2 separate regions of the Homo sapiens genome follow, and region 2 is linked to region 1. A link is an interaction called in ENCODE POLR2A ChIA-PET data of the cell type or tissue named here. Cell type or tissue: OCI-LY7. All regions are shown on one strand. Links, peaks and the distances in the headings refer to the core of each region. The heading gives the core; the rest is flanking DNA.

What was found. Peaks named below come from ENCODE experiments on the same cell type or tissue, not always from the same donor. Only the 100,000 strongest peaks of a DNase experiment are listed, where the experiment ranks them.
Region 2: POLR2A ChIA-PET joins it to region 1 with 5 read pairs; 5 of 35 experiments call an interaction of 5 or more read pairs at or near these places.

Annotation. Positions count from the first base shown.
Region 1 is chr6:18,357,570-18,362,487 of GRCh38, reverse strand. No RefSeq gene overlaps it. Among named protein-coding and RNA genes, the nearest start is that of RNF144B, 27 kb to the left of the region's middle. In OCI-LY7, for the core only: a CTCF peak has its summit at 3,107; DNase peaks (open chromatin) are centred at 2,037 and 2,837; H3K4me3 peaks cover 2,236 bases; H3K27ac peaks cover 2,500 bases.
Region 2 is chr6:18,487,551-18,490,050 of GRCh38, reverse strand. No RefSeq gene overlaps it. Among named protein-coding and RNA genes, the nearest start is that of MIR548A1HG, 34 kb to the left of the region's middle. In OCI-LY7, for the core only: no CTCF peak of the experiment used is centred there; no DNase peak of the experiment used is centred there.

The DNA.
Region 1 (4,918 bases), core at 1,421-3,920:
TTAGATAATATTCTTATACTGGCAGACTCTCAATCTTGACCAAGAAGAAAAATATCCAACATAATATATATTGAGAAAAGAGTCCAGCAACTCTGAGTACACTGAATTCTCAGCCTTGGCCTTCTGCAAGAAGGAAGAGGCAAGTTTCCCGTATGAGAGAACAGTCAAGGAGTATGACTCAAGGACTATTTCAGTACAAGATCTTATTTCAACCCTGTTGTCCATCTGTTTGCTGAGAATGTAAAGTTGTCTGGTTCCAAGTCAGAAAAGAGGATGAAATCATCTACTAAAGCCACATAAACAGGAGCCCCACAAAGGCACGCTGTGATTACACTACATAGCCATGCAGTGAGAAGCCAGTGCACACCTTCTATTATCTGGCTGGATCTGTGCAGTCATGGTGCCTTATCCCAGGGAGGCAAGTTCAGGGACCCAGCTAAACAAATGATGAATGCTGTAAAATTTATTCTCTATTTACTGCAGGTTAATGGAGAAGAAAGATAGGCACAGCGCAGTGGCTCACACCTGTAATCCCAGCACTTTGGGAGGCCAAGGTGGCAGAATCACTTGAGCCCAGAAGTTCAAGACCAACCTGGCCAATATAGGGAGACCTCGTTTTTACAAATAATCAAAATATTAGCTGGGTGTGGAGACATGCATCTGTTGTTCCAGCTACCTGGGAGGCTGAAGCCGGAGGATCACTTGAGCCTGAGAGGTTGAGGCTGCAGTAAGCCATGATCACACCACTGCACTCCAGCCTGGGTGACAGAGTGAGACCCTGTCTCAAAACAAACAAACAAATAAGTAAGATAAAAAAAAATAATGGGGGGGGGGGGGCGGGAAGAGCAACTCAAAGAATTGCATACAAAAAATAGTTAATATTTTAAATGTAGACATTGACTACATGCAATATCTATTTATCAACAATTGCAGCCAGCCATTCTTTCCACCCTATTCCTCTTCACCAGCCTCCTCTTTTTTTGAGCATCACTAAGGTCATAAAACTCACTACTTTCTACTCAGTCCTATCCTTCTTTTTGTACCATCTACTGCCACTACATCTTTCAATACCTGGAGCCCACATCCATCATCCACTTACATACCTCTATGTTGTCCCCCTACCTCCTCTACAGTAAGAGGAAAACAGAGGTTCCAGGGAGTACCAAACTTTAGAGAAGCTTAGGGGAATGAGTATCTAGAAAGCTAATGAATTCAGGCTATTGACCAGAAGAGTTCAGACTCTAATTTTAAGGGTAAGGTAAATTTCGAGGTCATAATTCAAGGTCAAATCAGCTATATTGTAGGCCAAATTATTATTTGCAGTTTGGCTAGAAACCTAAAGCAGCAAGTACAGTATTGTATCCAAAATAAAATAAGTTCCAAGTTCTAAACAACTAGAACGCTAAACATTTAGGAACCCTAAACATTCGTAAGTTTGGGACCACCTACAAAAAATGTAACAATAATTTTTTCCTCTTGAGTTTCCTTTTCTTTACAGCTGTAGAAGAAAACAGAAAGTATACATGTATGTAACTGGGTGTTGAGATTTGACCCCCTTCCATTGGAGCTACTTCAATTGAGAAAAGAGTTGGTGACCACCATTTGTTCCTAAGAGCCCTCGTGAATTTATTCTTCTCAGTGTGCCCAATGAGAAAAAGTGGACCAACTTCTGGATAAGTAGTGACAACTGGGAAAAGGACTCTCAACATTATCATAGAGAATAAGCACAACAAGTTTGGGGAGGGGTTTATATTGGCAAAGGGAGTCAGTTGGAGCTGTAGCCCAAGTGAAAAGTTGAGCTCCAAAGAAAGTGGGTGATTTCTTTTGAGCAGATACTCTAACTGTATTCCTATATGAGACAGGTGGGGTGGGGTGGGGGAAAATCAGGCTATAAGGAATGAGATTGTGGAAACAATGAGGATGTGTTTCAAAAGAAGAAAATCACTGACATGTCAGCATATTGGCCACACCTGTCCTAGTCTTATTTGCTCTTCAAAGAGCTATAATCATGGGTCAAACAGGAAAGGAAACTATTAGACTTCTCCATGTAACAGAGTACACAGAATAGGCTGCAGCCATACCAGATGAGTGAGAAAAGACTAGAGTCACACATTCCTACCAGTCAAAACTGGTGCCATGAGTGGCAGCCATGTCTGGTTTATGTAATTCTGCCTTCTTGGCTAAAAGCTGATTGGACTCACGATGGATGTCTGTTGAAAGGAGAGCCAGCCAGGTGCAGTGGCTCATGCCTGTAACCCCAACACTTTAGGAGGCTAAGACAGGATGATTGCTTGAGGCCAGGAGTTAGAGACCAGCCTGGGCAACAGAGCAAGACCTTGAAAAAAAAAAAAAAAAGGAAAGAATGAAAGAAAGAATGAAGGGAAGGGAGGCAGGAAGGAAGGAAGGAAGGGAGGAAAAAAAGGAAAAAGAAAAGAGAAAAGAAAAGAATTAGCTGGGCTAAATTAGCTGGTGGCATGTGCCTGTAGTCCCAGCTATAATACTTAGGAGGCTGAGACAGGAGGGTCACTTGAACCCAGGAGGTCAACACTGTAGTGAGCCATGATGGTGCCACTGCACTCCAGCCTGGGTGACAAAGCAAGGCCCTGTCTTAAAAATAAATAAAAATACAAATGAAGCAGAGTCAATCAGATTTTCCCTACTAGGAATTTGGATTTAGGGACAGCTCATCTCTGTGCCTGGTCAAAGCTGTGCAGCACCCATATTCTGTCATCTACACAAGCAGCAGAGAAAACTACAGACAGAACATAAAGCAGATGTGCAAGACAGGAGGGAAGAGTCAGAGGAACAGAACTCTAGCTAAACAGTTCTCAGTTCCAGTTCCTCCTAGAAGCCAGCTGGAGTCCTATCTTTAGGTTCCTCAAGAGACTCCTTGTCTTTAAAACAACTTTTCCTTTTTTAAAAAAGTAGTTCAAATTTATTTCAGTTATTTGAAACTAGACACACCTGGAGTAAAACCACATTACCAAAAATTAAAAGATGATTCTGCAATGAAAAGAGCATAGACTTTTGAATCTACCAATGCTGGGTTCACATCATGGCTCCCCTGAATATCAGCTGTCTAGTCCAGAGTAAGGACATAAAACTCACTACTAGTTTCACAGCCTGTCTGATCCTAGGTTTCCTTACTAGAAAATGCAGATAATGAAACATCCCTGTCTGACAGCTTTGAAAAGAGTTGTAGTTCTCCCAGCATGGAGTTTGAGATCTGAGAACGGACAGACTGCCTCCTCAAGTGGGCCCCTGACCCCTGAGTAGGCTAACAGGGAGACACCTCCCAGTAGGGGCCGACTGACACCTCATACAGCTGGGTGCCACTCTGAGATGAGGCTTCCAGAGGAAGGATCAGGCAGCAACATCTGCCGTTCTAAAATATTTGCTGTTCTGCAGCCTCCGCTGGTGATACCCAAGCAAACAGGGTCTGGAGTGGACCTCCAGCAAACTCCAACAGACCTGCAGCTGAGGGTCCTGACTGTTAGAAGGAAAACTAACAAACAGAAAGGACATCCACACCAAAACCCCATCTGTACGTCACCATCATCAAAGACCAAAGGTAGATAAAAGCACAAAGATGGGGAGAAACCAGAGAAGAAAAGCTGAAAATTCTAAAAATCAGAGCACCTCTTCTCCTCCAAAGGAACACAGCCCCTTGCCAGCAACGGAACAAAGCTGCACGGACAATGACTTTGATGAGTTGAGAGAAGAAGGCTTCTGACGATCAGTATAACAAACTTCTCCGAGCTAAAGGAAGATGTTCAAACCTATAGCAAAGAAGCTAAAAACCTTGAAAAAAGATTAGATGAATGGCTAAATACAATAAACACTGTAGAGAAGTCCTTAAATGACCTGATGGCACTGAAAACCATGGCATGAGAACTACGTGACGCATGCACAAGTTTCCATAGCTGATTTGATCAAGTGGAAGAAAGGGTATCAGTGATTGAAGAGCAAATGAGTGAAATGAAGCAAGAAGAGAAGTTTAGAGAAAAAAGAGTAAAAAGAAATGAACAAAGTATCCAAGAAATATGGGACTATGTGAAAAGACCAAATCTACATCTGATTGGTGTACCTGAAAGTGACGGGGAGAATGGAAACAAGTTGGAAAACACTCTTCAGGATATTATCCAGGAGAACTTCCCCAACCTAGGAAGGCAGGCCAACATTCAAATTCAGGAAATACAGAGAACACCACAAAAATACTCCTTGAGAAGAGCAACTCCAAGACACATAATTGTCAGATTCACCAAAGTTGAAATGAAGGAAAAAATGTTAAGGGCAGCCAGAGTGAAAGGTCGGGCTACCCAAAAAGGGAAGCCCATCAGACTAACAGTGGATCTCTTGGCACAAACCCTACAAGCCAGAAGAGAGTGAGGGCCAATATTCAACATTCTTAAAGAAAAGAATTTTCAACTCAGAATTTCATATCCAGCCAAACTAAGCTTCATAAGTGATGGAGAAATAAAATCCTTTACAGACAAACAAATGCTGAGAGATTTTGTCACCACCAGGCCTGCCTTACAAGAGCTCCTAAAGGAAGCACTAAACATGGAAAGGAACAACCGGTACCAGCCACTGCAAAAACATGCCAAATTGTAAAGACCATCGATGCTAGGAAGAAACTGCATCAACTAACGAGCAAAATAACCAGCTAACATCATAATGACAGGATCAAATTCACACATAACAATATTAACCTTAAATGTAAATGGGCTAAATTCTCCAATTAAAAGACACAGACTGGCAAACTGGATAAAGAGTCAAGACCCATCAGTGTGCTGTATTCAGGAGACCCATCTCACGTGCAGAGACACACATTGGCTCAAAATAAAGGGATGGAGGAAGATCTACCAAGCCAATGGAAAACAAAAAAAAACAGGGGTTGCAATCCTAGTCTCTGATA
Region 2 (2,500 bases), core at 1-2,500, 130 kb before region 1:
GTATTGTTTAAGCTTGTTTGAACTGGGTTTTCTATCTCTTGCAACCCAGAGGAGCTTATCTGATGCAACAGAAATTAATATTATTCTCTTTGAAAGACATAGATTTCCTTAAAATAAATGGTAAAATAATATAAACTTGCATGCACCAAAGGAGCTCAGTAAATGCACCACTGATTAGAGTCAGGGAGCTTGAATTCTACATGAAAATTTGCCTGCAGCTTCTTGAGGCCCTAACCTCTCATGCTTTATTCTTCTATCTGTAGATTGACTCTACTCCTACCAACTCATTCCTTAATGTATAACATAGTTGCTAGTTATAAAGTCTGGAAAGAGTTCTATTGTTCCTTTACATGTGCAGTTATTTAAAAACATTTATTATTTATTGAGCACTTACTATGTGCTTGGCAGTAGGTGTCAAACACAGAGAAAAACCTGAGATATGTTCTAGGCCAAAGTTTGGCAAACCGCAGCTCAGGGGCCAAATGTGGCCCCTCTCTTGTTTGCATAAATAAAGTTTTATTGAAACACAACCGTACTGACTCATTTATGTGTTGACTGGCTGCTTTCACACTACAACAGCACAGTTGGGTTGTAACCACAAAGACCGTATGGCCTACAAAGCCTTAAGTACCTACGATACAGCACTTTACAGAAAAAGTTTGCCAACCTCTGTTCTAGGCTATTTACCACAGCTAAATAAACCTCCCTTCCCTGAAAAACTGTAGCAAAGTATCTTTCACTCACTTTGGTGTAATGCAGACCCAAATGTCAAATTACTTCCCTAGAAAATAAGTATAGGAGGGAGAAAGAAAAAAATTTTAAACATAAATTCAAATGAGTACACTTTTAGTTTCCAGAATTAATTGGTACCACAGATAAGATTCAGGCCCTGTGAACCATCATTAAGGTCTTCCTTGAGAGAGGAGGGGCAGAAACTGTCCTAGCTGGTGTCAGTGAAAATCCAAGTGCAGGCAATATGACTCATTACAAAGAAAAGAGGTTCGCTTGGCTTTTTTTCTCCTTCATCCTTTCCCCTTGCACAGTTTACTTCTCAGAACAAGATTCTGGTTTCAGAAACTATAGGCAGAGACTAAGATAGATAGATAGATAGATAGATAGATAGATAGACAGACCAGCTTATTTCTAAGTATTAATGCAAAGGCTAAAATCTAGAAATTAGGTTTCTGATTTTTTTTGTATTGGTCTATGATGACTCACAGGTAAGCTTCTAGACTAAATAAACTGTTCAGAATAGTTCCCATTCCCATTGTGCATTCAAGGTTTTCATAAAGCTCTTTTGCAGTACCAGGAGGATTAACACCATAATCACTTACATTGTTATACCGTGGAGTGGAAATACCACAGGCCATTGAGGCCAACAGTTGCCTGTTTCAACTTGTTTTGCCACTTACAATGTGCGCAACACAGAAGAATGTATTTTTCTCCCTCTCCTCTGAAACGCAGTTTCCTTAAGAGTATGTGGAATATGAATCCTCGTTTTCTAGAGTTGTTAGGGAATTGGATGAGGTCACGTGGGAAAGCATCTAACACCGTTACAGGCACAGAGCTGTGTTTCCATAAACATGGTTTATTTCCTTCTCCCTATATCCTTCTGTATCTGAGCAAATGAAAAGCATGCCCTAGTCTGAACAAGAGAATCACAACTTCCTAATATTCAGAGTCTTTCCTGTGTTAAATGGAAAACAAAAGTTACAAGTTGAGAGATACAAAGAGATTTAATTGTGTTCCGGGACTTTCTCCTCATTACCTCAACTCCCAACCCCAAGATCAAAGATGAGAATAGGTTTCTATTTGTACATGAACAGAAAGCTGCAGGCATCAATCAGTAGTAACCACTAATGGAAACTTGGCCACTAGTACCCTCTCTGAGTCTGTCTGACACATTTGGATCTAATTGGCAGTCTGCTTTAGAACAGCCAAAAAATATATTGTCATACACATCATGGATCAAAACGGAGGCAAACTTGCTCACAGCCACAGGGTTTTGGTTGCCAAAATTAGGCAAGCAGGTCTGTGGGTTTTGTTTCAAACAGGTAAATGCTTGCTAGCTTATTTAGAGAAAACCTCTAAAAGATCCTGATTTAGCTAGTTTGGATCCAAAACATGAAGGGACAAGAAAAAGCATTCAGGGTGGCTGGCATCTTGGGTGGTCAGAAGGAGAGACCAACCTATTATTTTCATCCTGCCTCCAAGTAAATTGGAAATTAATTAATATTTTCTCTGGGCTTCTGAGTGACATAGGTTTTTCAGTAAGAGAAGTGCCCCAGGCCTAAGCTCGGAAATGTCAACTATACCTAAAAATAATTTAAAATTCACTATGTGTAGGACAAAATGAAATTTCTCCTTTTAATAAAAATCAACAAAAAGAATGTGTCAAGTCCAATATTACACAAAAATACTACAATATTACAAAATTACAAAAAATACTACAATATTACAAAACAATACACTTTATGGTCGAGCAGAAGGTAAATGATAA